Linked DNA regions of Homo sapiens: region 2 is linked to region 1. Evidence: chromatin contacts called from ENCODE Hi-C data. All regions are on one chromosome and are shown on one strand. The core of a region is the stretch at or near the end of the contact, and the rest is flanking DNA. Distances in the headings are between cores, read along the strand shown. Region 1 has its middle 44 kb from the start of CPO. Region 2 overlaps CCNYL1 (cyclin Y like 1).

Region 1 (4,530 bases), core at 1,201-3,700:
AGGTGCTTTTCTGTGTCTTTGGTGTTTTCTGAAAATATCTCATTAGACATCTCAACATGCTGGTAAGGTGGAATCTCAAACAATCACCACATAGCAATAGGGCCGAAGAACTCAGGGCTTCCTCCACTCCAACACTCTGCCTGTGCATGTGACTTCTGCTCCAAGTCCTTGGTCCAGTCCTTAACCCATTTATGCCTGAGGTTGCAATTTTTTGAATTTTTGCCATCAGACCTTGGCAATGACCTTGAGCAGTGGGATATAAATAACTTCCACATGGTTAGCGTTGCAATAATGGAACGCTAGGCATAATGATGTAAATAATGTTGGCACTTCTTCCAGAGATCCCGAGGGCAGGATCCTACTGGTGCCAGGCACTCATTTACAGTAAGCAGCGTCTGTTACCAGCCTCAGGAGCAGAAGGTGAGAGTAATGATCACGGATCTCTGCACCAGTGGCTTCCCCAACCTAGTTACTTGTTTGTAATTAAGATGACAATGCAGCCGGGTGCGGTGGCTCATGCCTGTAATCCCAGCTCTTTGGGAGGCTGAGGCGGGCAGATCACTTGAGGTCAGGATTGGAGACCGGCCTGGCCAACATGGTGAAACCCTTTCTCTACCAAAAATATAAAAGATGAGCCAGGTGAGCCAGGTGTGGTGGCTCATGCCTGTAATCTCAGCTACTCGGGAGGCTGAAGCAGTAGAATCGCTTGAACCCAGGAGGTGGAGGTTGTAATAAGCCGAGATCATGCCACTGTACTCCAGTCTGGGCGACAGAGCGAGGCTCTGTCTCCAAAAAAAAGAAAAAAAGAAAAGACAATGCAACACATTTTCACTTCCTTCAGGAATTAGTACATTCCAATTTGAAGGGACAGGAGAAGATGGCTAGGTGTGCCCAGATCTTGGATTCTAAAGACAGAAGGCCATGAACAAGTGCTTGTTTTCTGGTTGGTGGCATTGGAGGAAGGATGATAGCAGGCGCCGCACACAGAGGGTTTTCCAGGAGGTGGCAGTGCGCCCTAAGGCTGGATCTTGGCTGTGCCTGCCTTGTGTATCAACCAAAGAATATTGTAATTGAGACATAACATTATAATGCATTCCAGACCACACAGCTACTCGAGTGTCACCTCAAAATGCTTCTTACTAGTTTCAAAGTCACTGTAACCAGGGTAGGGAGCTGGAAGCGAGGTAGAGGGTGGGAAGAAATGGGAGGGAGCTCTTGGAGACAAATCCGGCAGCGACACTTAGCATTGCTGTGAATGGAGTTTCAATACCATCAGACCAGGAGATACCCTGATGCATATTTACAACTGCTCCCACGTTCACCTCTGAAGACCAATAAAAGAAACTGAAGGACTCATATTGTCTCCATTTTAATTCCCAGGTTTACAAGAAATATTTCATTATTCTAATTCACAGGGAAATAAAGCATCTTCCCTTTTTAAATGAAAGGTCTCCTTGTTCAGGGTGAAGAGCAAATCAAATCAGTCTCTCCCCTGAGAGGTAAGGTTGGCCCCAGATACCAGACTGTGAGGTGAATGGCCACGTGTGGATGATGGTGATGGGAGGAGGGAGGAGAAAAAAGAACACTGGGTGTTGACCAGATCGTGCGTGTGAAACACACATAAGAGATGTATTCACACGGAGTCCATCACAGGCAGGGCAGATTGACTCTGTAATTTCCAATGCCTGACAATGACATCTCGGGACAGACTAAGTGATGGAGGAATAAGAGGGAGGCTAGGCAGGTGTCTTTCCCCTGCAATAGGCTGTTGGCTGGGGTGCTGGTTTACGCAGGCACATTTACAGAAATGAAAGAGCTGGATAAGATCAGAGCAAGGAGTGCTACAATGACTCCTTAGTGTTGTCACATCGTTTACTAGACACATTTCTCGCTTGGGAGCCTGACTTCCTGTTTACACAGTTCTTATTTGTATTTTTTTGTTTATAGCTCCTTGGACTTAGCCAGAGACCTCCATATGGATGAGAGAAGAGTAAAGTCAGCCAGGTGGATTGCTTGGGAAATCTGTGCAAATGAAAATGATACTTAAAGAAAAAAAGCCCAGCCTTTAAATGCCTTTGAATTCATCCAGAGTCTGTATGTGGTTTCCCTTTAATTTAGAAAACTAGTTGCTTTCTGATTTCCTCAACCCTCTTGCACTGGAACTTTGTTCTATATTCTCCGCAAATCCCTTCTTCTGCAAAACTCTCTTTATTCAGCTCTCTTACCTAATTCTAAGAGTGATCCATGTTGAGAACGCACAGAAGTAGTGTTTCCATGCCTTGCTGGTAGCAATCAAAATATACCTGCCTTTCCCATGGCCGAGTGATGTTTTTAAAGCTAAAAAACAAAGCAGACAAACAAGCAAAACATTTACACACCAAAAAACTGGTTTTCAGTGCTGGGGTGATGTTCTTCCTATGGCCCTCTGCCAAGAGGCCAGGCCTTCCTAGCAGCGACCAGACTGCTTTCTGGACAAGTAGGGAGAAGTGCCTATTTTGCAGAGAGTGGGAAACCATTCACCAAGTGCAGAACTGGGTTATTTAATGGGGTGGTGGCAGCTCAAGAAAGCTCATCAATAATCAAGTGAGGGGGGCAGGAAGGGGAAGACTGGAGAATTACTGAAGCAGGTGGGCTTTCAGCATGGGGACTCAGCAGAAGGCAGGAGTGGAATGTAGACTCCTCTGGGCAGCGCAAGACACAGAATGTTCAGATTCCCACAGAAGAGTAATGTGCAAGAGGTGAGATGCAGTACATTCCCTAGAGGCAATGAAATCATCAAGAAAACCTATAAACATTATGGTGAGGTGGCAAGGTCCTATAAACAAAATAAGTACACATTGGATAGATCACAGAGAAAATGCATGTTAACTCTTTGCAACCCGTACAATAACAGGAATCCCAAACAGAGCACACAGCTAGAACTCTTAAGACATGCAACAGTCCTAATGAGATACCAACTACCCACTCTAGTGAGAGGAATGCATGGTCTACCCTCAGCTCATTATGATGTTTATGATTCCTGCATTCAATTGTTTTCCAAAGATAGCTTTTCAGCTTTTTGTTTGAGTCCCAATCTAAGGAATCAAGTGTTTGCCTGATGCCAAAATATCTAAATCCAGGTATTTCCTACAGTCTGGCAGGAATGTTATATCATTAGCCATATTTAAACTCAGAAATAACAGCCATGAAGATTGTAAAGGTGGTACCAGGATGATACAAATTATTCATGGAAAATGGTGTCATTGTTGTGCAGAAAGGGCGCAGCCCTAAAAAGCACCTCATTCAAAGTCAGTAAGTGCAGGAGATAATGTTCCTATTCGTCATCACGGAGAGAAGCATACAGTGAGGTTTACAAGGAAAACCCGTATCACACAGCTCCAGAACATGCAGCAAGGCTGCAGCTTTTAAATGTTTAGAAACATTTAAGAAAAATGTCATTTAAGAAATATTAAGAAAGAGTTAAATTTCACAGGCCAGTGCAGGAAGATGGTGGGAAAGATATTGAGACATCTTTTACATGATCATATTACTGACCTAGGTTTCTTTGTGGTTCCTGTTGGTGGTAACATTTGCATTGAGTCAGCTGCCAGATCTGCAAAACGCATTTTCTTCTGTTGTTTTTTAAGCTTAAAAGCATAAGACTAGGAGCAATATCTAAAATCATTTGGTCCAAACTTTAATATTTTAGCATGGAACTCTTTGCAAAAAAACAAGCAAGAAAATAAAAACGTACCTTGATAAATCTTTATACACTTAGGGTTATTTCGTTGTAGGCAAGATAAATTAATGAGCTAACTAAAGCATAAGGAAATTCACTTGAAAGATACTAATGCTTGCACCTGATTGAAGGGAGGATGTAAGCATGAGGCTTTGAATATACAGGTAATTCTCTCTGTGATGAAGAGAAAGAACATTGTCTCACACACTTACTGACTTTGAATAAGGTGCTTTTTAGGGTTGTGCCCTTTCTGCACAACAGTGACACCATTTTCCACGAATAATTTGTATCATCCTGGCACCATCTCCTCAATCTTCATGGCTGATATTTATGAGTTTAAATACGGCTAATGATATAACATTCCTGCCAAATAGTCAATAGGAACTATCTGGATTCAGATATTTGACCATCAGGCAAATGCTTGATTCCTTAGATTGGGGATCAAACATAAAGCCATATTTTGAAAAATAATTTAATACTGCACAACCAAAGTGGCAACGAACTTTTACCTTTTCTTTTGCCATTGTAGTTGCTGGTGTGAGGGTCAAACTCTAAGGGGAGAGAGTCTGATTAAGCTGGGGTCACATGTTTGGCTGTACCTAGGTGGTGAGAGCTTCTCGTAGAAACCAATAGCCTGTGTGGCTTATAGTCAGGACATCTTGAGGCTTTATACAATATGAAGGGTGTAATTCTTCACATGGAAATTTGGGAGCTGTTAGAAGAGAGGAATGGGTGCTGAGAAACAAAAATTCATCAAAAACACACACACACACACACAAACATGCACCCCACACACCAAATAAAGCAGATGA
Region 2 (4,530 bases), core at 1,210-3,709, 770 kb after region 1:
GATACAGAGTTCAAACAGCATATAGACATACTCTTCCACAGAGAACCCTTTGAGGTAACAGCAAATTACAGCTTACCTCTGAAATCTTTACTCAGCTGTTCACTTTGCTCAGTTCTTTGAAGGATGTTTGGTAGATGTAAAATAATTCATGAAATTGTCTCATAAACTGCTTGGCAGGTTTAGAGGAATACCAGGGGTCCAGAGACATCCTTTTGTCCATCTGTGTTCCTTGTGGAGGCACTGAATACGGGGAATATTTTACAGCCTAAAGACCTGTCATGCTGCTCTGCACAGCAGCCACTGGGTGGCTCTCTTGACCAGCAGTTCTTCAAGCTAGTGCCACAAAAGGGTTAGTTACTGTGAAAAGGAGAAGGTAAAAATGTGCTCAGTATTACTTGGGTTTTACATATTTGAGCATAATATAGCTACCTGTAAAATTACTATCTACCATGCAAGTATGATACATTGTACCTGGTAGGCACTCATTATTTATTGAACAACTCTATTATGGGTGTGGAGGTGATAAGAGTGCCTCTCTTGATGATGCTGTTTGCTGAGATGTCCAGTCATTCCTGTGACTGGGTGGGAAATGTATATGGGCAGAATAGGCAGCAGAGATATCTGACCTACAACTGTGATTTAGTGTCTTGCTTTGGCTGAGTAAGCAAAGTCTCTGTAGAACATAAGAATAAAAGGCACTTATTTTCTGGTCAAAAACAAAAGAAATTTGTCAGTCATGAATTCTTATCAAAGCATTTCGGGGCCGGGCGCGGTGGCTTACGCCTGTAATCCCAACATTTTGGGAGGATCTGGTGGATCACCTGAGATCAGGAGTTCGAGACCAACCTGACCAAAATGGAGAAACCCCGTCTCTACTGAAAATACAAAAATTAGCTGGGCATGGTGGCGCATGCCTGTAATCCCACCTAGTCGGGAGGCCGAGGCAGGAGAATCACTTGAACCTGGGAGGCGGAGGTTCTGTGAGCCGAGATCGCACCATTGCACTACAGCCTGGGCAACAAGAGTGAAACTCCGTCTCAAAAAAAAAAAAAAAGCTTATCAAAGCATTTAAACTGAACTAAAATCAAAGACCAGTGCTCTATTTTACAGGTTTACTTAGAAAGGCTTTTAACTTATGCTGAAATCGACATTTGTCCCACCAACTGGAAAAGGATTGTTCTGGGAGCCATTCTTCTTGCCTCCAAGGTTTGGGACGATCAGGCTGTATGGAATGTGGACTACTGCCAGATCCTCAAGGACATTACAGTTGAGGACATGTGAGTTTGTAAGGTTTTGGTGAACTTTCTAACCATTTTCCAGTATCTTATTCCTATAAAGTTAACAATTTAAGGAATATTTTTAAAGGTTACATTATGCAGATAATGGAAATAGGCATAAGACTATATCTGTCTATCTTTAGTATAACAGTTCACAATAGAGCAAGACTGTCTCAAAAAAAAAAAAACTAACTTCATATTTTCCATCATTACTTGGTAGGTTTTGATGTGTAATAATCTGCTTGATAAATTGAAAAATATTTTTTGGGTGGTTTTTGGCAAAAATCTTACAAGTATACTACCAGAACAACATAGCACAGTAAATATCTTTATTTTATTTTATTTTTTGTTTTGAGACGGAGTCTTGCTCGGTTGCCTAGGCTGGAGTGCAGTGATGCAGTCTCGGCTCACTGCAAGCTCCACCTCCCAGGTTCAAGCGATTCTCCTGCCTCAGCTTCCTGAGTAGCTGGGATTACAGTGGGATTACAGGCATGCGCCACCATGCCTGGCTAATTTTTGTATTTTTAGTAGAGACGAGGTTTCACTGTGTTGGTCAGGCTGGTCTTGAACTCCTGACCTTGTGATTCGCCCGCCTCCGTCTCCCAAAGAGCTGGGATTACAGGCATGAACCACTACGCCTGGCCTCTTTATGGCTTTTAAAAAGTTATCTGCCAGTTCAAGCTCCTTTCTCTTTTTCATTCATTCATTCATTCATTCATTTATATCTTTTCATGTGACCAGTAGGGTATAAACAGCCCTTAAAGGGCATATGTCTGGCCTTTGAAATAATTGTTTGGCCACTATTAGGTCTTAGGGCCTCTGGACTATTGAGAAGTTACGTAGCTTCAACCTGAGTCACACATTGTATATTTGCTTTTGCTAGTCTTTCCACATTTTATCTGAAGGTCTGTTTTTACAGAAGCCTTGAGATATGAAGATCCCTGTGCCCCTGACCCCTCCCCATTAGGAGTGTTTTTTGTATTTAGAAATTGGTCTCCTGAGTTAGGAAGCTCCAGCGTTCCCCTCAGGCGGTCTGAGAAGCACTGCTGGGGCATCATCCAACGCTCACCACACTCGAGAGGCTCCCTGGGCACTCGGACAACCACAGCACCACTTTGGGGGCCTTGAGTTACCTATGAGAGTGCAAGGATCCTTGCTGAGTCATGGAGTTCCTCACAGATGGCACCAATATGACCCTGAAACAGCAGCTTCATCAGGGTTCCTTCCAGGCTGGCCTCGTGTCGGCCGTGAAGGGAAGGGCCTTGGAGCTTGGTAGGCAGGCTGAGCCAGGGAGGCATTTCCAGCAAAGGCTCTCAGGGTGCCCACCAGACAGTGAGAATGGCTTTGTGGGTGGCATTTAGAAAAATATGAAGGAGCACCTCTTGATGATGTTGAGCAGCAGAGGAAGATCAAGGTCATGACAGGCAGTGGCAAGAGTTTGTTTTTATTGCCTTTGCCCATTACTCCATATGACTGTCATTCAGAATTACCATACCATATATTCACAACTGAAGTGAGGATACTTGTGACTAAAAAGGAACCAGTAATTGTGGTAGCTGTTGAAGTGGCTTCTGGTGAAGTTGACCACTTTACTGTTTACCGAACAGCCCTAGTGATATTGCTGGTAGCCGTTTTAGCAAAGGGTGTGACAGCAAATGAATTTGAAACAAATGGAAGTACTTTTGGAAATTGCAGAAACTAAAGTGACTTTGATCACTGCTGTCATCCGTCTGCAAACTGGTTTCTTGAAGGAAGCAAAATTTATTATTATGAACACTTAGCCCTACCATGATGGCAGCTAAAATGTTCTCAAAACCTGCAACTGAACTGACTGGTGCTCTAGTTCAAGATACAGTATCAGAGAACCTGCAGGGAAATGTGCAGGTTTCTACAGATGTAAGCTTCAGGAGCAGTGGTGGCAGGGGCCAGCTCCAAGAAGACCAGTTCTAAATAGTGCTGTTTGTGTATGCCCAGGGAAGCACCAGGAGCTATGCTACAAACAGGCTGCTTTTGTTTATGATCTTTGGAAAGCATTTCAACAAACTGTTTAATATACATTTGTCTCATCCCCCTGCTGTTGACTATTTGTAGTGGTCTCATTTTGAGTCTAAATTGAAACAATTTTAAATTGGTGTCTATCAGGTTTTTCTTAAAAATTTTCAACAGCTACATGTCCTGTTAGAATATATTTCCCTTTAAAAGAATAAGTTAAACTGAGCAGCTGCTATTCAGACGGTTTGCTGTGCCTGTAAAGGGTATGCTATTCAGCCACCTAGCCATTTAAAAAAAAACAAAAAACCTAGAAGATGCATATTCTGTAAGCATAATGCTTTTCTTCAGTGATTAAACCTCTATTAATATGTGTGTTAATCCTATGAAGTACTATATTTCTACACAGTTAAAATGTATTAGTGGAAAAAATATAAAAGGGATTGTGAAGTGCATTTATTGCTGTAGTAAATTAAGTCCTGGTTAGCTGATTATCAAAACATTATCTGATTTACATTTCTATAGGCTTATGGACATATGAACAGGAAATTAATTTTGGAAGTAGGTTCAGTTGGGTTTTTAAGCTCAGCAAATGAGAAAACCACATCTCTGCTCATATTAACTGCTCTCCATACAGGAGATCATCAAGCATTTGTTGACTTACCCAGTGGATAAAATATTAAAACTTTGAAACCAAGAAACCAAATATGTTGTTTAGGTATTTATCATTTTTATACAGTTAACTCCTTATAGGGATTACTGTGAAAGTGGTTAAGATTTTCTCTAGTTTTATGTTTATTTGCTTAAGCATTTGGCAAGGGCAGCTGTGTGGTCATGTAGCCGACTACTACTCCCAGCCCTTTCCTCTCCCATTGCATTCAGCTCACTCCTACATTCTGTTCTGACCAGGACGGTAGATACTGAGCACCTCAGGGTTTCATTCCCAACTCAGAAGAAACACTGAGTTTTTAAGTCCAGTGACCTACCATAAGTCATATCATAAAATGGGTTTAGTCTAGCCAAGACATCCACCTTTGATCTTTCTGCCTTCCAAAGTTTAAAGAGTATCCTCACCCTGTCATAGTGACAATTTCTCACCTTCATAATATTAAAGTGAGCAGAAACTTGCATTATGCCCTTTGACATAGCCTCATGCGCCGGGACAGGGGGAGGGGATTCCCTTCCCCTGTAATGTAGCTTGCTTATTTATTTATTTGAGATGAATCCTTGTTGCCTCAAGAGTTTTTCCCCCTCAGAGATAATA

Evidence for each region. Hi-C counts contacts between places; a loop is a spot of excess contacts on that map. Pooled maps may share reads with other maps.
Region 2: a loop to region 1 is called in a pooled map, with 6 times the contacts of the local background. The contact joins two enhancer-like sites. A Hi-C loop is called at or near these places in 3 of 168 maps with a recorded cell type or tissue (IMR-90 and PC-3) and 5 of 50 pooled maps.

What each region holds. Positions count from the first base shown.
Region 1 is chr2:206,980,908-206,985,437 of GRCh38, forward strand. No RefSeq gene overlaps it. Among named protein-coding and RNA genes, the nearest start is that of CPO, 44 kb to the left of the region's middle. RefSeq lists a silencer at 931-1,080. Within about 2 kb of position 2,451, at least 3 of the 41 ENCODE cell types and tissues checked have a DNase peak (open chromatin) inside an H3K27ac peak, as active enhancers do.
Region 2 is chr2:207,745,937-207,750,466 of GRCh38, forward strand. It overlaps CCNYL1 (cyclin Y like 1), which reads left to right. Exons shown (of 10, transcript NM_001330218.2): 8 at 1,111-1,277. Among named protein-coding and RNA genes, the nearest start is that of MIR4775, 6.6 kb to the right of the region's middle. Within about 2 kb of position 2,460, at least 3 of the 41 ENCODE cell types and tissues checked have a DNase peak (open chromatin) inside an H3K27ac peak, as active enhancers do.